Linked DNA regions of Homo sapiens: all the other regions are linked to region 1. The links are chromatin loops, found by intact Hi-C in ENCODE. Cell type or tissue: PC-9. All regions are shown on one strand.

The links. Hi-C counts contacts between places; a loop is a spot of excess contacts. Peaks named below come from ENCODE experiments on the same cell type or tissue, not always from the same donor. Only the 100,000 strongest peaks of a DNase experiment are listed, where the experiment ranks them.
Region 2: it touches region 1 in a loop (3-fold over the local background); 2 of 110 quality-filtered maps call a loop at or near these places.
Region 3: it touches region 1 in a loop (8-fold over the local background); 12 of 110 quality-filtered maps call a loop at or near these places.

The regions. Positions count from the first base shown.
Region 1 is chr2:30,214,611-30,222,610 of GRCh38, reverse strand. No RefSeq gene overlaps it. Among named protein-coding and RNA genes, the nearest start is that of LBH, 13 kb to the left of the region's middle. RefSeq lists an enhancer at 3,471-4,670. In PC-9, no CTCF peak of the experiment used is centred here; DNase peaks (open chromatin) are centred at 3,630 and 4,540; H3K4me3 peaks cover 757 bases; H3K27ac peaks cover 2,983 bases.
Region 2 is chr2:30,507,728-30,515,727 of GRCh38, reverse strand. The region is part of intron 1 of LCLAT1 (lysocardiolipin acyltransferase 1); the gene reads right to left. Among named protein-coding and RNA genes, the nearest start is that of LCLAT1, 64 kb to the right of the region's middle. In PC-9, no CTCF peak of the experiment used is centred here; DNase peaks (open chromatin) are centred at 747, 3,037 and 4,447; H3K4me3 peaks cover 365 bases; H3K27ac peaks cover 2,772 bases.
Region 3 is chr2:30,442,424-30,450,423 of GRCh38, reverse strand. It overlaps LCLAT1 (lysocardiolipin acyltransferase 1), which reads right to left and starts at 3,178. Exons shown (of 6, transcript NM_001002257.3): 1 at 3,041-3,178. RefSeq lists enhancers at 2,014-2,750, 2,948-3,067, 3,278-3,337, 3,378-3,447, 2,751-3,488 and 1 more. In PC-9, no CTCF peak of the experiment used is centred here; a DNase peak (open chromatin) is centred at 3,203; H3K4me3 peaks cover 2,622 bases; H3K27ac peaks cover 1,233 bases.

The DNA.
Region 1 (8,000 bases):
AGCTAGAATGTTCTGTGTGTTTGAGTCTTCCCAGGGGTAGGGGGGACCTTCCCCACTCCTAGCCACCTGATTATTTTATCTGGGATGGTTGCAGGTTGTACCAATAAAAGTGCTGACCCACTTGGCTTCCACTTCCACCCTAGAGAGGGCCCCTTCATACACCCTCACCAGCATTAGTCTCATTTTACTGCCTTCATCTCCAGGACCCTAAGCCTCCACAATGCTTAGTAATTTCTCTATTTAAAAAGAAGAAAGTAAATGGATTACACACCAGATATGATGCTGCAGGCATTCTTAATAAGAGAACCACCAATTCCTTTCACTTATTGGGGCTCAGTTTGTTTCTCTGTAAAATGGGCCTGATATTTCCTGCCCTCCGCTTATGGCGCAGTAAGTATTGTGCAACTGTAACAAGCACTCAGCTTCCTTGACACAAAATTGCAGTAGTAAATTATCCTCTATTGGGCCTACTTGAAGAACAGTAAAAAGAAGGGGTAGGGAAACCCAAATTGATGATTTCATTTTGTTGCTGATTAACAGGAAAACATAGCAAAGGCAGCAAAGCCCTTTCTTGGTTTCTGAAAAAGAGAGGCCAAGCCTGTTCTCTTAGCAGAGAATGATGCCAAATAGAATGGTTGATATTCCATCCCTCCCTCTTTCCAGCACATTTTGGAGTATTTGTGTGGGGTCTCACCTTGCTGACATCTTGGCTACACGCACACAGCTGTGGGATTCGTGTGGCCTAATGGGGAGGTCATACTAGTCCTCTTTGGACTAGAATGTATGGTGCCCCACCTTCGCAGCCTGCCTTCTGTACACAGGGAAGCGGGCATTTCCTTCAGCATTTTACAGCTATTTCTTCAACAGGAACATTAAGAAACACCTGGGTATCAAGTGCCAGCAAGTTGCCCAGCTCTTCTTTTGTTCTTGAGACCTCCACATGTCCACACAAGCACATTCACTTACATGCCAGGGGCATCTCCTCAGTTGAACAAGTGCTCTGTTTTCTGGGTCTACGCTAGGGAAATAACACTGACCTCAATCCAAACAGAAGCAGAAACTTCTCATCGAATTCACATTGTTTTACCACCTTTTGTTTGTGTTTGGGTATTTCTAACAAGCAGCAACGAACACTTCCCAATGACTTCGGGGAAACAGGTGTGACTCCAATATGTCATTCCTTCCTTCCACAGAGCAGTGACCCATATGGTGGGGAGCGCGAGCAGGAATCACAGTGACAGGACCTGCACCAGGGGTGAGCATCTTATAGTAAGGAGGGAGGGGTCCTCATGGGGTTGCTGCAGTAGCCCATGAGGGAGGTGGTGTATGCAAAGATGGAGCTTCAAAACTTAGTAACTGTTCGGATATAGGAGCAGAAGGGAAAGGAACTTGGGAGAGGCTTGGAGATCTTGAGCTTGGGTGGCTGGAAAACTGGCATCATCCGCTGGAAGAACAGAGTCAAGAGGGGGCTGTTTGGGGAGAAGAGGGTCATGTCCCTTTTCCATGTGATGAACGGCCACTGAGTAGCAGCTGTGGCCAGCGGTGCTGTCAGACCATCCACGCTGGTTGTTTCTCTAGCTCTTGGGTCCACGGTGGCTCAGGTGTTTGTTCCAAAGGTCATAGGCCAGGCAAGTCTTTGTGCTTGGGTGCTTGGCCTCTGCTGCAGATTAGGTTCTTCAGAAGCAGATGCCAAGACAGGTTTTGGGAGCAACACCTGTGCAAAGAAGAAGGAAGAAGCGGGCTTGGGTAGAAAAAGAAGTCTAACTGAAATGCAGGCTCAACAAATGTTGGCCAATTCTGTGAGGAGCTTTGGAGCTAATATTACCTGTTCAGAGTGATCTGCACAGGGACAAAGTGCCTGGGCCTTTATTCCCCTGCTGCACCCAATCCACAGCATGGGCTATCTTGGGAGGGCATGATCTTGGGGGAGGCAGCTTTCTGCAGCTGTGGCAGACTTTGAAGGAACAAACAGCTGGAGGCAGGCTGCTGGTTCCATACCCGCAGCTGGGCAGAAGGCCCTCCGTAGAAGGCGGATCTGGGTGGTACATTTCATGTCTTCCACAGACCCCAACGCTTCCAGCCCTGCTTCATTGCCTCTCTTCAGCTTGCCATGCACTGAAGAGCTCTGCAGCCATGAGAATCCTCAGGAAAAGGACAGATCCGATGCTAGCTCGTCTGCTCCACTTCGCAGGCGACAGAACTAAGGCCCACAGAGAGGAGTTGGCTTTCTGAGGTTCCCACTGTCAGTGACTGGTGAACCCAGGACCAGCACTTAGTCCCTCTTTCTCCTCAGCCTCTGCTCGACTGGAGACTATTCTGTGGCTAGAGGTCTCAGTGGGAAGACCATGGGCCTGGCCTGTGCATGGGCTATGTGCTGTGCCTCTGTCTTCAATGACGGCAGCTTTGCTGGAAACCCTAGGGACTCCCCTCCCAAAGCAAAGAGCAAAGCTGGCACAAGACCTGGGGAGAAGCCCGAATTCAGATTCCCAGAGAGGCAGGGCCCCTCGGATTCCCAAAGCAGTTTCTTTGCTCTGATTTTTGTCCTAGGTGTAAGCCAGCTCAGCAGAGGTCATTCTGGAGTCTCCCATAATTGTTCTCACTGGACCAGGCATTGGCATGGCCAGTAGCCTGCACTGGGATGTCATAGGAACCATCCCAGGAAACTCCATCCCAGAAAACTCCCTATGGTGTATGGTAGGGCTGTTGTTGGGGATGCTCTTGGTGGCCTTCCACTGTGTCTTCCAATTCTTTCTCATGAGGCCCCATGGGGAGCCTCAGCATCAGGAATAGATGTGCTTCTCTGCAGCAGCTGCCTGGTTTTTCTTATCATGGGTGCAGTGCTGTACGTGCATTTCTTTAACTTTTGCTTTGTGGGTTGGGAAGTCAGAGTTTGATTTGAAAGTGTACAGGACCTTACAGCAATAAGGTAGCAGCCACACTGGGCTTTGTCCTCTGTTATCTATTATTTTTCCTTTCCCTCTATATTCTATTTTTTAAACTTTGTTCTATTTTATGTGGTTTTTGTAAACTCGGATACTTTCTGTAAAGATGTAAAATATAAAGAACAAAATTACTTATGTCTTCTTTGGAGGCCTTCAGTTTGTCTTGGGACGTGGCGCTGTATTTTCCTCTGTGCAACAACTTTCCAGGGACGGAATTGCTGTGGACTTCCAGGAGGGCCCAAATCTGGCCTCCCCACACTGCAGTACAAATCATGGCTGCATCTTGGCACCACTAGGAATGAGGTTGCAATGTTAATGGGTCCCTGGAGCAGACTGACTTGTTGAGTGGTCACCAAAATTCAGGTCTTCCAAGTTTTCAGACTCTCCAAGGGAGAGTCTCACATTGTCCTCACTTTTTCCTGATTATAATGAGTGGCCAGGGACAGCCAGTGGGGCCACCTCACTCCTTATGATCCAGACATGACTCAAGTTTCTACCTGAAAGCTGCCTGGGTTTTGCAAGGACACACCACCATTCTTCAAGGTATTTAAATACCTCCAGGTGGGTCAGTCTGGTTATATTTGCCTTCACTTTGATGTTTCCACGAGCTGGGGCTTTTTTGTTTTTGTTGCTCTCCTGGAGTCCTGAATGGCCCTTACGAGGCATTCTTTCCAAGCTGACACATCAAAGCAACTCCTCCTGGTATCAAGAACTTTCTCCAACTGCGTGTCCTAGGGGCGAACACATCAGCACCAGAGGGATCTGAAAAACCAGTCTTGTCCACCTTTTGGAGCTACTCTCTCTTTTGAAGAGAGGACCTCCTAGGCCAAACCTAGATAACCAGGATTTCTGAATTCCTGAGCTTGGCCCTGACAATGTACGGACGAAATTACTCATTTCCAGGTGCCAAGAGGGCCGATCACCACAAGCAGACAACACCCGTCTCTACCACAGGCGTTTATTATCTTTTGTCTTTGGGTTATTTCAGATCACTGTGAAAGGAGGGAAGGTAGCAATGAAATCTTTTGGAAATTACACATATAATGCATGAATTAACCTCTCTTAGCTTCAATTTCCTTGCCAGCCAAGGAGGGGGCGGGGATAATAACACCCACCTTGCAGAGTTGGTGTGAAGAGTTACAAGAGATGATAGCAAACATCTGGTACGACACCTGCAGCCTGCATCAGTGCTCCTTAATCAGTAACTATTTTGACCGTGTAAAATGCATACAGTCATCTGAGCATTAAGACTTTGCAAATTCAGAGAGTGGTCCACAGACCAGCACCCTCGGCATCACCAGCCGCTTGTTAGAAAGGCAATTTTCTCAGCCATCCCAACCTGCTGAATCAGAACCTGCATTTTAATGGCATTCCCCAGGTGACCTAGTAACGCACTACAGTTTGAGAACCCTTGATTTAAGGGACAGGAATTTTACCTTTGAATTTGGCGGTGATGGCATTTCTCTTGGCAACAAACAGACAGTTAGTGAGTCCATCAATCAAGTTAAGGCAATATTTACCTAACACAGCGTGCTCCTGGGCCCGAGGCTCACCTTGCTCACCTGCTCTGCTCACCTGCCTCCCGCAGTCACCTGCTCAGTGGCCAAGACTCCGGGGAGATTGCAGGCTCCTTGTTTACCAGGCAAGCACAGATAAGGTTTCTCACAGCCCCACCTGAGCTCCTGTGCCAAGGTAAACTTGCTGTCCAGAATGGCTCCCTGACTGGAAAATGTGTCAGTCTATTTATTTCTCACTCCCACTGGAAAAAAGGTGGGGTGGGGGAGTGACTGGTCATGATGTCATTCTTTCCACGGAACTTCTCAAAGGCATTGCATTTCTCGGTGACTTCCAGGCGCTGCCTGTGTGTCTGCACAGTACGGAGCACAACTGGCCAAGAACGGAGTTTCTCTTCCTTCTCTCACCATGCTGCCCCTCCTCCACCTCCTGCTGGGCCTTTTATTCCCTGTGGGCCTTGCAGGCAGCCCTAAAAAGGAACCTGGAAGCCATGAGGTGTGGGAAAGTTTTCTTGACATTTCTCCCAGAGGTGAACTGCAGAGAAGTGGGAAAAAGGGTGAAGTGATCTTTCTAAAAGCCATACAAAGAATCAACGGCAGTTGCATTCATCAAAATTCTTGCTTACATTTCTCTGGAGAAAAGCTAAGATTTTCTCATTGGGTTTCTGTCCCCAGATTGATGGGAAATGCTAGCAGACAGCACTGGAGGAAATCTGGGCTCACCCAGAAATCTGGGCTTAATCAATGATTTCTGCCATTCATCCTTTTTACCAGGAGGCTCCTACAGCTCCACATTGCTTCCATCCCAAGTCAGAGGCACTTTCTGAAAACACAAAAGTTAATAAATTAAGAGAGGGGCCTTGCGCAGGCCAGTACAGAGAATTTTCGTGAACGAAGAGATAGAAAGCCAGTCCAATTTAAAAGTATTACAATGTTTTTGATAATATTTCAACATGTAGATAAAATCAGAGACTGATACAGTGAATAGGAGTGGACCCATTTTCCAGCTCTATTCTCCAGGGTAGACTTGTAGTAACAAACAACCCCCAAACCTCAGCGGCTGACAGCACTCATCTCCCTCCCATCCTCCCATCCTCCTAGGGTTGCCTGGGGGTGTCATGCTTGCTCAGGGACTGGGGAGGACAGAAGCTTTGTCTCTGGGCTGCCATGTTGGCCAAAGTTTTTGTGCATTGGCTCAAGAGGCCAGAAACACAAGTCAATTCCAGTCACATTTCATTGGCCAAGGCAAATCTCTAGGCTGCTCCTGATTCAAAATGGGTGAGGACATAGAATCCTACTATGGGCCTGGCAGGCAGAGAGCCAGAAATATTTGGTGGGTAGCGCTAATGATGGCCACATCAGCTTTAGCAAATATTAACACATTGCCTTATTTGCTTCATGTCTTTTTACTTCAAAGAAAGTAAATATCAGCGATACAATTGAGTTCCTCTCTGTACACCTCCCTCATCCCATTTTCTTCCCTCATTTCCCAGAGCTAAGCACTGTTTTGAGATCAGTGTTAATCATCTTCACATGTGTTTTTATACTTTTACTATTTTTACTACATTTTTTATGTATCACAGACATTGCAAAGGATTATTATGCCAGCTTTTAAATTTTATATAGTGTATAATCATATCTGTAGTATCACTATCTTCTGCAATATTCATTTCTCCCTTAGCATTACAATTGTGAGATTTTTATCTATGCTGACACATACTGTGTTGTATTCCATTGTATAACTCTAATACAATTTAATTATTCTCTTGTGGATGGACATTTAAGCTGTTTCCAGTACTGCAGTGAATATCTTAATACATGTCTTCTTGACTATATGCCTAGGAGTGGAATTTCTGGACATGATCATCTTCATTAGTTGTTGCCAAATTGCTCTCTGGAGTACTTGGATCAACTTACAGTTCCACTAGCAGTGAATGAGACTCCATGATTTAACATCTTTCCCAACACTTGGCATTGACATACACTTTTGCTATCTGGTGGGTGTGAATGGTATCTCATTGTTGTTTGGATTTGTACTTCTTTAATAGTGAAAGTAAGCATCTTTTTATATTTTTATTGACCTGGAGTTTTTCTGTGAATTGATAGTTTTGTCCATTTTCCCCCATATGTTGTCTTTTTCTTATTAATTAGAGATATCGCTTTGCATATTGTATTCATTGCAAATATTATCTTCCAGTCTATGGCTTGGTTTTCACTTTGTTCTCATGGCCTTTGTTGTACAAAAGTGAGTTTTAATGTACTAGTCCACATTACCACTTTTAAAATTAAACTTACCCCAAGTTTCTATTTTCAGTGTTTTTAAATGAACTCTTCATCTTAAAGTCACAAAGAATTACAAAGAATTTTTCTATGTCTTCATCTTCTGTTTTAAAGTTGTGCTTTTTTTTTTAAGTTTTTAAGTTTTAAAGTTGTGCTTTTTTTTTTTTTTAAGATCACCCAGGAATGATCTGATGTAGAAATCTACTATTTTCCATATGGATAAAGGTTGCTCCTAGCACTCATTTATCAGATAGAATACCCTTTCCCCACTGGCGTGTAACATCATCTCTGCCCCATCTTCTTTCCAAACATGGGCAGGCCAGTGACTGGGCCCTTTATTCTGCTCCCTTACTTATCCTTGTGCGCAGACTATATTGTCTTCTTTTCTAAATATTTTGATAATAAATCTTGATATCTGGTAGGGCAAGTTCTTCCACCTTGTACTTTTTCAAAATTGTTTCTCAGTTATTCTTGGCCCTTTGTGCTTCCAAGGGAATTTTGAGATCAGATTGTCTAGTTCAAAACAAAGCAGAACAAAACCAAACACAATCCAAACCCAACCAAAAAAAAAAAAAAAAAAAAGCTGTGTTAGACTTCAGCTGAAATTGTATAATTGATTTGGGAACAATTGACATCTTTATTATTTTACATCTTCCTTTTTATTTGTTTCCTTTTATCTGGCGTGTTCTCATGCTTTCCAAGCCCTCCATAAGATCCTGAATTTCGTCCTCTTCTTCCCTCTCTAACTCTTCTTACTTTGACCCAAACATGACTGACTTTCTATTTCCTGTTTTGGCTTCAGTATCTTTCCTTACTATACCATCCATCTCTTTCAAAAGTCTCCTAATTCTTTTAACTCTTTTCAGATGTGCAAAAGGTGAAGCCCAGACGCATGTCATAATGATAGGAGGGGAAGGGAGTTCTGGCAGCCTCCTGTGAGGAGATAGGAAGGCGTAATTCCACATGGGGGGTGCACAATAATCTCTCTGAGCTTCAGGATGTAGTATGTGCAGTGGTTAACAGCCCAGCCTGCTCGGTTTGAATTCCAGCTCTATCGTTTACCAACTCTGATCTTGGGTAAATTATATAACCTCAGCATGCCTCAGTTTTCCCTTCTGTAATGCAGGGATGAAAATGTTAATTCTCTCACTGTGTAACTGTGGAAAATAAATGAGCTAAAGTATGTAAAGTACTGGCCGGGCACGGTGGCTCACACCTGTAATCCCAGCACTTTGGGAGGCCGAGGCAGGTGAATCACAAGGCC
Region 2 (8,000 bases), 290 kb before region 1:
TACTGTTTTTAAAAAGACATTTGAAAACTAAGTGCAGTTTTAAAAGGGCATATAACATTTTATTGACAAATAACAGAGATAGAGAAGTGAACTGTAGATAATCCTGAAAAACTATGCCTACTTCAAGTGTAACCTAACAAGTTTTTCCAAATGACCACTTTCCTTTCAGCGAATTAACAACAATCTTAATAACCTCACTAATAACTGTGTACGTTATTCTTTAAGTTAACATATGACAGTGTGGGAGGACACTCCCTGACAAAGATTAATGGACTCCATTAAGGATACCTATAGTTCCTTGCTCAGGAAGGAAACATTTTCATAGAATCTCCTTAGTTATTTTATTCACATAACAAGTCAAGTGTTAGCAACTAGCGTTACTCTCAGAGTCTAATGGGGAAGCTAAGTACGAAAATAAATGATTGCAATTCACTGTGATACATGCTGTAATAGAGGGATAGGAGGTATGCAACAGGTGTTAAGGGTAGATCAAAGTAGACAAGATGAACTCTGCTAACAGGGATTAAAGAAGGCTTTAGACTCTTGGAGGAAAAGTGGTTGTGGGAGGGGAGAGAATACTCCAGGCAATAACCTACAGAGTCACAGAAATTTGAAACAGCATGGCTTAATCAGAAAACTTTTTAAACTCATATTACTGAGGTATAGGTATACAATGGGGGCAGTGGGGGAGCGGGGGTTACAACAACATAGGCCTGAGGGAGAAAGTACACACACCCAGGCCAGGATGGCCAAGAAAACCACATTTGCCAGGTCACTAGGGGTGGAGGAAAAATATCTAAGGCATATGAGTCATGTTTTAGGATAAATGTTAAAAGTGAAATGTATATAAACGTTTCAAAAGTGAAATGTATATAAACATGAACTCAATCAGTATACAGATTGATTTTGTTAAGAGCCTGCTCTGGATCCAAACAGAGAGTGCATGGGACTTGTTGGCAAAAATCCCAGGACTGACAGACGCTGGTATCACAGAGGTCTGTGATGCAGCTCCAACACTCAACAGCCAGAGGATCACAACCACATTACTTAACCTGGACACCTCACTTATAAAGTTAGGAGGTTAGGGGAAAACCTCTCTGGGGCCTCTACTAACACAGAAATTCTAAATATAGGCTACCTTTTGACCACCGAATACCTATCAGGAACTTTACAGAGGGCTCTTGGTATTTACATATTTAACATCTAGAGATTCAACTATTCATGAATAATCCAAAGGTCATAACATGGAAGTAATCTGCTGAAACTCAAAACTGAATTGTGAACACTGCAAGGCTGATGTCAAAAAACAAACCATTTAGGTAGTAATTAATGACTCTGGCCAACTGTCTAGTATCCTAATCTCAAAAAGCCTTTATTCTGTTCTACTTACTTCATAAGCACTTCTTGGGGGAAGTGATATGCTACAATAGATTTGTAAATGTGAAGGTTCAAAAGGACCTTGTTATGTCCCTTGACAATGTCAAGTATGTCCTAAAATAGGCACTTTACATTCTCACCTCATCCAAACAAAAGCCTCAAAAGCAAGTTGCTGATTTATCAGTAGTACTTACAAGTAAAGGAATGAAAGATTTAGTTCCATTAACGAGTCCCTGACACTGTTTATATTGAGAGAGCTAAGAGAACCTATAACCAAGGAGATTCTCAGAAAATGCAGTTGTGAGCCCCCAAAATTTGAGACAGGTCTCAGTTAATTTAGAAAGTTTATTTTACCAAGGTTGAGAACAGGCACCCGTGACACAGCCTCAGGAGGTCCTGAAGGCACGTGCCCAAGGTGGTCAGACCACAGTTTGGTTTTATACATTTTAGAGAGACATGAGACATCAATCAACACATGTAAGATGAACATTTGGTTCTATCTGGAAAGGCGGGACAACTCGAAGCAGGGAGGGGGCTTCCAGGTCATAGGTAGATAAGAGACAAATGGTTGCATTCTTTTGAGTTTCTGATTAGCCCCTCCACAGAAGGCAAGCAGATATGTATTTATCTCAGTTAGCAGAGGGGTGACTACGAATAGAATGGGAAGCAGGTTTGCTCTAAGCAGTTCCCAGCTTGACCTCTTCCTTTAGCTTAGTGATTTGGGGGGCCCAAGATATTTTCTTTTCACAGAGAAAAGAATCCAAAACTGCAGAGAGTTTAAAGGCCAAAAAGTAAATAATGAATAATAAAAGCATATAATGAATTAAGCATATTGTTTAAGCAAATGCAAACTCATTCATTCATGAGACTAGGGGTCAATAAAGTACACACAAAACCACTCAACTACATTATACTAAAGTTGCACTTCTTGCATTTTTTACTCTAGTAACTAGGGAACCCTAGAAATTCCCCATTTTTTCCAAAAATGCAGGAAAATGAAAATTAACTTGTGCTGACTTATATATACATATATTTATTGATATTTATATATTTAAATACATATAGTTAAATGTAGCAAACAGTATATTTATATATAACTACACATTAATAATTAATCTAAACTCAGTTTAGATTCAACAAATTTTCCAGTGAAAAACCCTAACACATCTTTTGTGAAATATGTTCATTAGTAATCAGTAAAATATAAATTAAAGTACCATTTTCCTTCTATCTCATTAGAAAAACTGAAAATATTCACAATATTTAACATTAGCAGGGCTATAGATACAAATGTATTTTTCTATCCTGCTACTAAGACTGTAAATTAAGTACCACCCTTTAAGTTAGTAATAAGGCAGTACTTGTCAAGACAGAAATGTGCATTTTTAATTAATAATTATATTTCAAGAACTCTATCACGCAGAAATATTTATAGGAGTACACAGAGAAATGGATACAACATTGTTCATGTAAGTATAATTTGTAATAATAAACAGTGGGCAATAATAAAGCCTACCAATAAGAGAAGGGGGAACATTTATTTTAACATTTATTATGAAATACTAAGCAGGCATTCAAGAGAATAAGGAAACTCACATCATCTGATATGACTGGGTATCCTTGACATTCAGTAAATAAAACCGATTGCAAAATATAATAGATGGCATGATCCCATTTTTGCCTTAAGCCAAATTTTTTAAAAATGTGTACATCTATGTATATTTGTGTATGTGAGTACATGTATTTCTAGGTGTATTAATAGGTCTGATTTCAACAGAGGGGCATAGTAAACTCAAGATTATGCCACAAAGAGGCTATCTGGAGATAAATATCCTCTCCTTAATCTCCATCCACCCTTTTATCTCCTTCGAGGGCTTCCTTCCCCTTGACCTCACCCAACTGGAAATAAGAGAAAAGTGTGCCCCCTGGGTCTCTTGAGGCAGACAAAAGAAAAGAATGGAGAGCGTGTCCAGAGGGCAAAGAGAAGACATCCAGCAGAACAATATCAACATAAGGAAAATGAGGAGTTACAAAGCATTATCTAGAATATGATAACCTTTTATATATACATTATACAGTGGTTAATTTTTTCTATTTTTGCTTACATAAATTTATTAATTTTGATAAAAACAAATGTGTCATGAAATAAAATAAGAATTCCAAAAAACTAAAAACAAAACTAAAAAGGTCTGAAGAGTTTCATATTAAGATGAAATATCTAATTGTGCTCTCTCAAAAAACACACTAAAAATCCCACACCTACAAAGAATAACCAAAAAAAGAACAACATTTTAAAAGCTGGAAAGCAGAAAGCCAAATGTTGACTATCCTGGCTGACCTGCAAAGACAAAGTGTAAGCCAGCAGAGGAAAAAGTTGAAAACAAACCCACAGAATCCTCCTAAGGCCTAGGAGGCGGAAGCATCAGGTACTGCTGGATGCAAATGGAGATGAATGGCAGTTTGCCAAAATAAAGAGGATTAGGTAATGAGTGAGGGGCAGGTGGATTCCTAGATTCCCTTCTCTCTCTGCACCTCTGGGTAACTGTCCCTCTCCTACCGCAGCATAAACTTGCATGTCTATTCTCTAGAGAAGGTAAAACAGAGTTTCCCAATTAGGAAATGCACAGTTTAGGGCATGGTCACCACTCTAAGAACAGTGGGATTAAGTGACCATATACATGCTGAATCCTGAATGCTAAAACCTCAGACCATCTTCCCTGGATGAGCTCTCAGATGGCTGGCAACAAGATCTTTGGTCCTATGCCAGTTGTCCTATAGAATATTCTGCAATGATGGAAATGTTCCCTAGTTATGCTGTCCAAAACTGCAGCCATTAGCTACATGTAGCTATTGAGCATCTGAAATGTGGCTAGTGCCATTGAAGAAATGAATTTTTAACTTAATTATATTTCAATTTAAATAGCTACATGTGGGTAGTGGCCACAGTATTGAACAGCACAGTCCTAGGCAGAAGACAGGAGTGTACTCTCTGGGATGTCTGACCAGGCTATGAGGAAAGACAAAAATACAGAAACAGGCCAGGCGCGGTGACTCATGCCTGTAATCCTAGCACTTTGGGAGGCCGAGGCGGTCAGATCACTTGAGGTCAGGAGTTCGAAAATACAGAAACATTGAGGGATTCCCTAATAAACAGCCCACATAAATCACCCCTCAGTAAAGCCCAAAGTTCACAAGCCTCACCTACGTGCAAGCCTCTACTGGCTTTCTAAATCACCCATTTTTTATTAGGAACAGATAATGAGACTTCTGAGCAAACACTCTAACATGACATTAGAGACTAAATTAAACAGAAAAAAAAGTATACTTGAAGGAAATAAACTATTCAGGGGAAAAGAAAACTTCAAAGAAAACTATCTTTAACATTTTCAAAAAGACAATAAATACTGCAATCAGGAAACAATAACATGTTCTTGTGGGAAAATAAAATGAAGAAAGGAAATATCCAGAGAATAAAAGAGCTACTGAAAGTTTAAAACAGCAAAAATGATTAGCAAAAATTATACACGACCAAAGAGTTAGAAAATAAAGTTGAGAAAAAATCTCCCAAAAAGCCCAGCAGAAGATAAAGAGATGGAAAGCAGAAAGAATATATGAAAGGGCCAAGACACGAGGTCCCATATGCCAGTAATACAAGGGCCAAAAAGAGTTGTGAGAAATTGGAGAGGGGGAAATCAGCAACAACAATCTCAAAAAAATTCCCCGGAACCGGAGAAAATGACATTCCACATTAACAGAGCCTACTAATAGCAAAGATAATGGATGAAAACAGATGTTCACCAAGGAATACCACTGTAACTTACAGAAGAGTGGAGACAAAGAACGTTCCACAAACCTTCTAGAAAGGAAAAAACAGGTTACATACAAAGGATTAAAAATTAGACCAGCTTTGAACATCTCAGCAGCCAATACCAGGAGCAAGACAAAAACAGAACAAAAACTTTAAGATTCTAAAGAAAATTATTTCCAACCCGTCCCTGTAGCAAGTGTTAGAGTAGTTGGTAGAAAAACACTGTCAGACATGCCAGGTGTAAAAGTGACTTCCCATACAATCTTTTAAAAAGAAGCTACTGGAAAATGGGCTCCACTAAAAGAAGTAAACAAAGACTAAGGGAGATCTGAAATACAGCAAGTAAGAGATCATCATAGATGAGAGGTCAAGAAGGATGATCCTGAAAGGGAGATTTCAGGGTGACAACTATACATTAGATAGAGAAGGCATTCGGTCCAAATTCTGAGAGGATGGCACAAAAGGAAGACTCTCTGAAAGTTGTTATCACCAAAATCCTTGCTACTAAACAAACCATCTGTTTGAGTCAAGAATAGAGTGTCCAGGTGAACCTGGCACAAATCCTAATCTGTACTTGGCTTCTTGACCATGTGCTAATAAAATTCCTGCTCTCCCTGCCACATTTGGCTTCCACATCAGCTGATGACACTGATTTTATCTGTCATATAGCACTCTGCTTTGTTGGGCGTCGTGGCTTATGCCTGGAATCCCAGCACTTTGAAAGGCCAAGGCGGGTGGATCATTCGAGGTCAGGAGTTTGAGACCAGCCTGACCAACATGCAAAACCCCACTCTACTAAAAATACAAAAATTAGCCAGGCATGGTGGCATGCATCTGTAGTCCCAGCTACTTGGGAAGCTGAGGCAGGAGAATCATTTGAACCCAGGAGGCAGAGGTTGCAGTGATCAGGCCACTGCACTCCAGCCTGGGGGAGACAATGAGACTCTGCCTTAAAAAGAAAAAAAAAAAGTATTCTGCTTTGACCTAATCCTGAAATATGGAGACAACACATGGTGAATTTAGAAACAAAATATATTCCCACTGGACAGCTATACTATTCAACACCCCATTCATGTTGAAAACTCTCAATAACTGGGCTTTTAAGGAACATACCTCAAAATAATAAGAACCATCTATGACAAAAACCACAGCCAATATCATACTGAATGGACGAAAGTGAAGGCATTCCCCTTGATAACTGGCACAAAACAAAGATGCTCTCTCACTACTCCTATTCAACATAGAATTGGAAATCCTGGCTGAACAATCAGGCAAGAGAAAGAAATAAAGAGCATCCAAATAGGAAGAGAGGAAGTCAAACTATCCCTGTTTGCAGATGACATGAACCTATATCTAGAAAACCCAAAGTCTTGGCCCAAAAACTCCTTAAGCTGATAAACAACTTTAGCAAAGTCTCAGGATACAAAATCAATGTATAAAAATCACTAATATTCCTATATACCAACAATAGTCAAGCTGAAAGCCAAATCAAAAACCCAATCCCATTCACAATTGCCACAAAAAGAATAAAATAACTAGGAATACAGTTAATCAGTAAGGTGAAAAGATTTCTACAAGGAGAACTACAAAACACTGCTCAAAGAAATCAGAGATGACACAAACAAATGGAAAAACATTTCATGCTCATGGATAGAAAGAATCAATATCATTAAAATGGCCATACTACACAAAGTAATTTATAGATTCAATGCTATTCCTATTAAACAACCAATGACATTCTTCACAGAACTAGAAAAAAACTATTTTAAAAATCATATGGAACCAAAAAAGAGCCCAAAGAGCTCTTCACTTTTTGCTTAGGCAATCCTAAGCAAAAAGAACAAAGTTAGAAACATCATGCTACCCAACTTAAAACTATATTACAGGGCTACAGTAACCAAAACAGCATGGTACTGGTACAAAAACAGACACATAGACCAATGGAACAGAATAGAGAACCCAGAAATAAGGCATCACGCCTACAACTATCTGATCTTCAACAAAGCTGACAAAAACAAGCAATGGGGAAAGGACTCCCTATTCAATAAATGGTTCTAGAAGAAGACTGAAACTGGACCCCTTCCTTACACGATATACAAAAAATCATCTCAAGATGGATTAGAGACTTAAATATAAAACTCAAAACTATAAAAACCCGGAAGGCAATACTATTCTGGACATAGGAACTGGCAAAGATTTCATGACAAAGATACCAAAAGTAACTGCAACGAAAGCAAGAACTGACAAACGAGATTTCAGAAAACTAAAAACTTTTGCACAGCAAAAGAAATTATCAACAGAGTGAACAGACAACTAACGGAAAGGGAAAAAATTTTTTCAAACTATGCATCTAACAAAGGTCTAATATCCAGCATCTATAAAAAACTTAAACTTACAAGAGAAAAACCCATTAAAAAGTGCGCAAAAGACATGAACAGACACTTTTCAAAAGAAGACATACATGTGGCCAACGAGCATATGAGGAAAAAGCTGAACATCACTGATCATTACAGAAATGCAAATCAAAACCACAATTAGATACCATTTCACACCAGTCAGAATGGCTATTACTAAAAAGAAAAAATAACAGGTGCTGACGAGGTTGCAGAGAAAAATGAATGCTTATATGCTACTGGTGGGAGTGTAAATTAGTTCAACCATTGTGTTAAACAGTGTGGCAATTCTGCAAAGACCTAAAAACCCACAGACCCCTTACTGGATATATACCCAAAGAAGTATAAATTCTTCTATCATAAAGACACATGCATGTGTATGTTCACTGCAGCTATTCACAATAGCAAACACATGGAATCAA
Region 3 (8,000 bases), 230 kb before region 1:
AGTTCCCACTCTCTTAGCTAAGAGTTCACAACCTGGCTCTAACCTTTCCTGGCTTCTCTCCCAGCAACACCTGTAATACTGTGGTCTGACCCCTGGACACCATGAGCTCTCACTTGTCCTAGCTTTGCTCTGTTTCTCCCTACGCCTTTATCCTCCAGTTAGCTCCCTTCCTCTTCTGGCCAGGCCCATCCCAGAAGAAGTAACTGTTCCCTTTTATGTGCTCTCACAGGTCTCTGTACCCACAATTATATTTGAGTCCTTATCATGCTTTATTAGTTAATCATTTATTTATTTGTCTCAACTGTCTACAAACTTCTGGACCTGGGACTTCTCCCTGAACTCCTCAAGGGTAGGGTCAGGAGTTAATGTTTACATCCTAAAGACTTGGCAGGGCTATTCCATAAAGGTTCAATGAAACAATAAATGTCCTAGCCACTTTTACTCATCCTATTTTATTAATAAATAAAGACTGGAAAAATTAGCACAAGTATATCAAAACAACAAGCTTAACTAAAATCAGTTTTCTTTTAAAAGTCCCCCAGCAAATTATTCTTTTAAAAAATGTAATAAAAACAAAAATCCCAATTATTGATTTGTGCTTCCTGATAGAAATTAGTCATAACTAGCCAGGCACAGTGGCTCACACCTGTAATCCCAACACTTTGGGAGGCTGAGGCAGGCGGATCACCTGAGGTCGGGAGCTCAAGACTAGCCTGACCAACACAGAGAAACCCCGTCTCTACTAACAATACAAAATTAGCCAGGCGTAGTGGCACATGTCTGTAATCCCAGCTACTCAGGAGGCTGAGGCAGGAGAATCGCTTGAACCCGGGAGGCAGAGGCTGTGGTGAGCCGAGATCGTGCCATTGCACTCCAGCCCTGGCAACAAGAGCGAACCTCCCTCTCAAAAAAAAAAAAAAAAGAAATTAGTCATAACTCTGTTTCAAAATAACTTTTTAATTAATGGGCAACACAAGTAAGAAGAATATACCACTTAACCAAAGTAAATGTAATTGTTACCACACAAATCACTATTGGACGCCAATGGAATAAACCATGATTATTATTTACACAAGATCACAAACAAAACTACTGGCTTGAAATATGTGTTCATTCTAGGACATTGCTAGAGCCTTTGAAAAAGAAAAATATATATATTAAAAATGAAAAATTTGTACATGAATTAATGTTTCCCCTTAATACATAACACATCTGTATGTCATAGGAAGATAGTAGGCATGGTGGTAGTAAGACAGTAAGAACACAGGCTGGAAACACAATGCTAATTGTGTGATATGGACAAATTACTTAAACTTCAATGTGCTTCAGTTTCCTCATCTGCAAAATAAAGATAATAAATGTATCCGCCTCACAGTGATGCTAGATGACTGAGTTGGCACATATAAGTCCCCGGATTCAGTGCCTGGCAGAGTACATGAATGCAGAGGAATAAATTTCAAATATTTTCACTGTTTTTTTAACTTTTTAAAGCCCTTTCACACATACTGTCTTTTCTTTTTCCTCCCAACAGTGCAATGAGATTGTTTGAATAAGAAATACTCACTTTAGAGATAAGACACCAATAGTGAAGTTGTATGATTACCCTAAGATATTTTTAAGTGGCAGAGTTTGGACTAGAATCCACCCATAACCTCAACCCCAGGACAAACTGACCAAATCTCCATGGATCCAGTTTGGAAGAATCTTTTGGGTTTTCCCCATTGCTTCCTCCTGGTTGTCAGCAACAGCCAGCCTAAAGACCTGGTGGGGGCAGATGCAGACGACCATGTGTTCAAATTAAAAAGTAGGAGAAGCCTAGCTTTCACAGAAACTGACACATAGTTGGCACTCCAGAGATTGCAGCTATTGATGACTGAAACACAAGCGCTATTACGTTTTTCTCAGTTACAGAACAAGGTACTACTCCATAAAATCAAGCCTACTACCAAAAACAAAAGTCAGTTAACATTATGCTTATCTGTCATATCAAGCATATCAAAGTACAATGTGCAACAGAAACCTAAACGAAAAAGTGATGATGTATTTTTACTTACTCTCAAAAAATATGTTTTACAAAAAGGGCTTTCATCAAGTCAGTTTTTTGAAAACTAACCCACGTAGTTATACTTCATGAGATGACGTTTCTTTGAACAAATAAGTTAATGATATGAATAAATATTTCATCTTGGTAATGCCTTCAACACATATCTTCAATACTTTTCTTGGACTTAAAGTGACTTCAATCCCTAATCTCATCTACTGCCATGTACACAAGAAACACAGTTAATGAACTTTAAAGGCAGATGCAGTATTTCCAGGGAAGCCACCTGAACCAGGGAAGTACAAGAAAGCAAAACATCTCCACAACCACATCTAAGTGCCTTATCTTTCAACTTCTTTTCTTCAAATGGGCAATTAGAAGCTACGATACACCTTAAAGATCAGGTTTGGCATCCGCCCTGGCTAGGGCCTACCTTTCTTTTCGCGGCACTGCCACTCTGGCACCTACAGGCAGGCCTTTGGCGCCTGCAGGACTCGCAGGGAAGACAACCCCAGCCCCTGCTCTCCACGGCTCTCGTCGAAGCCCCGCACGTGGTGACCACTTGAGACGTTTTAGTGCATGGGATTTAACAGGGTCAGACCTCAGGTTGCGTTCCGGGACAGTGCAGCTCCCAGACCCGCTGAGGTCGCAGGAGGAAGGTTTTGACGCTCCTAGCGTAAACACCGACGGGACCCTCTTCGCCCCGCGGCTACCTCGCCCTCGCCGCTCGCGCGGCCCCTCAGCACCTGACGCCTCAGCCAGCCTCCAGGAGTCGCTTCCCCGCGCCTCCTTCCACCTGAGCCAGCGACGCTACCGCCACCTGCACCGGGACCCCAAATGCCAGGCCAGTGGCCGTTACCCGAGGTCGCGGCCCGGGGAAGGTCCATGGCTCAGGAGGAAAAGCCCGGGCTGCAGCTCCCCTTCCTGCACCTCTGAGATCCCCCGGCCGCCGCCATTTTCCTCGCGCCGTAACCCCACCTGATAGTTCCAGCCTCCCACCTGTGACAAGCAGGGCACGCCGCGCGACGCCGAGTGGGGTGCGTGGGCAAGCTGGGGCTCCGTAGGGGTCACAACCTCCGTGCGGAACCCGCCGTTAATTCATCCCGTAACGCGGAGGCGTCCGGCCGTCGCCCTAGTAATGCGTCCCGGAAGGCTACGTCCTGATTGGCTGCAGGCGCCGTGACGCAACGGCGTCCCCGGCTGCGTGGGAAACCCGGGTCCCCGGCGCCCCGCGCTTGCTCCACAGCCCGGGATACCCCGGGTACCTTTCTTTGAGAGCTCCTTTAAAGAGGCCTCGCTTATTTCCTCGTCTGGCCTCCTGGAGAGGAGGGACCCACGGAACGGTGGGGTGTAGGGGTGAGAAAACAACGAAATAGGAAATTAGCGGAGGTCATTTGTCCGAGGGAACCTAATGGTTCATTCAACCCCTAGAGCTGCAAAATGGAAAACAGAAATCTGGGAGTTTAATTTACAAGCCTAAATTTGGTGCGCGAAGTCACAGGACAAATCAGTAGTAGAAGCAGTTATAGAACCCAGGTTCCCTGATCAGGAGCACAAAGTTTTTCTAGCACACTCAGTGTTTCCCCAGTCCTAGAAAATGTTTCCTCCCAGTTCCCATAGCAATTTCATCACACTGCTCTTAAAAGGTCTCGATCACCTATCATGGTGTGTCTGTCCTGTCCCCTAACCTACTAGATTGCATGCCCCTGAATGGTGGGGACTGTGGTTAAACCCCTTTTCATTTCCCTTAAGCAATTCCCTCCTCAACTTGGCCTTCAACAAATACAATAAGAATCTTAAAAATAATAAACATAGCTACACATCACACACAGCCACTCATCAGTAGTTCATGTATGTCTATACGTTTTATCCGTTTATTCAACAAAGCACAGAGTGAATATTTTTAAAATTACAAGGTTCCTGACCTCACAAAATTTATGGTGTAATAATAATGACCATCTACATGTTGGCTGCATAGCTTCAATATAGCTAAATTATATCCCCAAATTGCCTGTAAATCAAAGATTCTTGTGCTCTTTTCCTAAATTAGCTTCATAATTTCTCTAAGTTTGTTCCAAAACATTTTAATATTTAAGATGTGCTAAAATTGCATCAGAAAGTGAAGAATGACTACAGAGAGAAACACCAGAACAAAAGTCAATTCTGCCAATTATGCCTATGACTTTAGGCCTCCTTTTTACCTTTAAAATAAGATTACTGGAATAAAAGATCTCCCAATTCTTTTTTGTTGTTGTTAAGAGTTGGCCTGGCTATGCTCCAGAACCTTCAAGGGCTCTACTGTGGTTCTTTGGGGGCTTGCCGGAGGTTCCTCATAGCCTTTGCAGCTCCATTGCAGAGAGCTCTAGCATTGTGAGGTGTGTCCGGTGATACAGCCCAAGAGGCAAGGTTGCCCTTACCGCCCTAACCACAGAGGACAGTGCTGGGCTCTTTCTTTTTTCTTTTCTTTGCTTTTTTTTTTTTTTTTTTTTTTTTTGAGACAGGGTCTCGCTCTGTCACCTAGGCTGGAGTGCAGTGGCATGATTGTGGCCCACTACAACCCCTGCCTCCTGGACTCAAGCAATCCTCCCACCTCAGCCTCCAGACTAACTGGAACTACAGGCATCTGCCACCATGCCCAGCTAATTTTGTGTTTTTTGTAGAGACAGGATTTCAACATGTTGCCAGGCTGGTCTCGAACTCCTGAGCTCAAGCTATCCACCCACCTTGGCCTCTCAAAGTGCTGGGATTAGAGGCTTGAGCCACCGCGCCTGGCCCTGAGCCCGTTCTTGATCTGAGCTACTGATCAGTAGCCACCTTCCACGTCAACTGCTAAAGGGATAGGAACAGAATTCCCAAGGGCAAAATATGCTGATTTCTAAACTCAGAGATCTGCTAAGTGTCATGCTTCTTTCTTTTTGGCAGAGGTGCAAGGTGTAGTAACATGTTTTTCATTCTGGGGAAAATGTCTTGACGTGCCCAAGATCATTGGACCACTTCAGCATCCAAAATGATGTATAGTTTACATAATGCTATTGTACCAGGATCATTCTTTGTTTTGATACATGTTCTATGCTTACACAAGATGTTGACATAAGGGGAAGCTAGGTAAAGAATATATGGAAAAATCCCTGTACTCTCTTTACATCTCTCCTAAGTCTAAAACTACCCCCCCAGTTTTTTAAATAATTATTTTAAAATATCACCAATGTAGCAAGCTCCTGAATTTTTGTGGGGTTTATCCGCGTCTGAAATGTATGTATTTCATCAAGACATCCAGAGAAGTAGTCCCCGACCTTTTTGGCACCAGGGACTGCTTTCGTGGAAGACAGTTTTTCCATGAACGGGGTGAAGGGTGAAGGGGGTGATTTCGGGATGATTCAACCACATTACATTTATTGTGCACTTTATTTCTATTATTATTACATTGTAGTATATAACACTTAAAAAGTGGTGTTAATCTGTGCTCTACTGTCCCAAAGGGACAAGTTTCTCAATCTTTCCTGACCCCAGTAACAGAGCATCACAGCTGATGAATTGCTGAACCTCATGAGCCATTGACTTAATGGTCACATTTAATAGGGCACTCTCTGTAATGCTCAGGGACACACTATGACATACAGGAAATCTCAAGTCCTAGTTCTTATTGTACTTTTGTCATTATTGGGGTACTTTCTATGCCCATGTAATTGCTCACTCCTCTTCAAAATGTGAGAGTAATAAGGGAAAATCTGTGCTCAATAACAGACCTCAGAAAAGAGCCAAGTACATTGCCGCCAATAAAATCGGAGCAAGTCTCTCCCAAGGTAATGAATACAAGCAACATGCAGCCCAGTGCCAGCAGAGGCCACAGATACTTAACTGGAGGCCCAGAGTGGCCCATTTATTATAGCCTACAGTTTATTGCTTGCAAGCAAGAATTGCAAAATTTCTTTTGCAATTCCCTCTTTGCAAAAATTTCTATGAATGAGACTTAGCATTACCTAATATCACCAGTCATCCAACGAGATTCTGAAATTCAAAAGGCATTTGAAATGAAATGTTTTAATTTCTTGAGACATGGAGTAAGCCATGTCTTTGGTAGCTGAGGAGTTTTGGTGCTAGAAGGTACAGCTTGGAAGTAGTGACAAATTTACATTAGCACAAAACAGCTGTGGAGTCTAATTATTAATAGTTCTGATTATTCTCTTTTTGCTCCATCTCTCCCCTTCCCCGTTCCCCACCCCCATCTTTTTTGTTGTTGTTGTTGAGACAGAGTTTCGCTGTTGTTGCCCAGGCTGGAGTGCAATGGCACCATCCTAGCTCACCACAACCTCGGCCTCCCGGGTTCAAGCAATTCTCCTGCCTTATCCTCCCGAGCAACTGGGATTACATGCATGTGCCAACCACACCTGGCTAATTTTGTATTTTCAGTAGAGACCGGGTATCTCCATGTTGGTCAGGCTGGTCTTGAACTCCTGACCTCCGGTGATCCACCCCCCTCAGCTTCCCAAACTGGTGGAATTACAGGTGTGAGCCACCTCGCCCGGCCCCACCCCCATCTTTATGCTGACTTGTCCGGCTTTCCTCTCCTGACTCCTGGTCTTTTGCCTCTGGCAGGGTTTAGCCAATGGGAGGCCCTGGCTGGACTCTGCAGGGTGGGCTGAGAAACAGCTCAAGGCTGCATTCCCCTGGCTCCCTCCCTGTGGGGCTGCAGGGTGGCAGTGGCTTCAACACTTCACGTAAGGCCACAGCTCCTTGTCTAGAGCCCAGCTCTCACTGGATTCTGGGACCCACTCCCCGCCTTGTCCCTTTAGGCAGGGCCCACAGGGTGTGTGATGGCCTAACTTATTGTGTCTAGCCTCAGGGTACTTCATTGCCCTCTGTTAATTTCCCTTAACGCTGATTGTACCTTTGTAGTCAGCCTTCAACTCTCTTTAATCATCCCTCTGTGCCAAGGGTGTCACTTGTTTCTTGTGAAAACCTAACTGATATATTGATGGACCAAAATTTCACTTAGGCTAAAAAGATACAACTACCAGAAAGTATGTTTAGAACCCTGGTGATGAGTCACTCATCCAACATAGAAAAAAACAATTTTATCCTATTGCTACTACTCAATACAAACCCTCTGTATCAGTAAGGAACACCTTCCTCTGTAAGTTATCACAAACTCAACTAACAGTGCAACTAACAGTGGCTTAAACCACAAGAACATTTATTGTTACTTAACTCAAAGTGTAGAGATAGGTAATCTCAGAATTAACTCTAACTTAAAAATGACATCCAGGACTCAGGTTCTTTCATTTCTTTTTTTTCTTTTTGTTTTTGTTGTTGTTGTTGTTGTTGTTTGTTTGTTTTTGAGACCAGGCTAGAGTACAGTGGCATGATTTCATCATAGCTCACTGCAGCCTGGGCCCCAGGGATCCTCCTGGCTAAGCTTTTTTAATTTCTTAGAGACAGGGTATTGCTATGCTGCCCAGACTGGTCTTGAACTCCCAGCCCCAAGCAATCCTCTCGCTTCCTGAGTATTTGGGATTACAGGCATGAACCACAGCACCCAGCCAACTCAGGTTCTTTCTCTCCTTCTGCCCTGCCTTCCTTAGCATATTGGCCTTACATTTTTATGTTTATTGCCTCATGGCCGCAAGATGGTTGTCAACAACTCCAGACATCACAGTCATCTCCAAAGGCAAGAAACAATGGGTCAGGTGCAGTGGCTCACACCTATAATCCCAACACTCTAGGAGGCTGAGACCTGCATATCACCTGAGGCCAGGAGTTCGAGACCAGTCTGGCCAACATGGTGAAACCCTGTCTTTACTAAAAATACCAAACTTAGCTGGTTGTAATGGTGCATGCCCGGAATCCCAGCTACTCAGAAGGCTGAGACAGGAGACTTGCTTGAATCTGGGAGGTGGAGGTTGCAGTGATCTCAGATCGTGCCACCGCACTGCAGCCTGGGCAACAGAGCAAGACACCC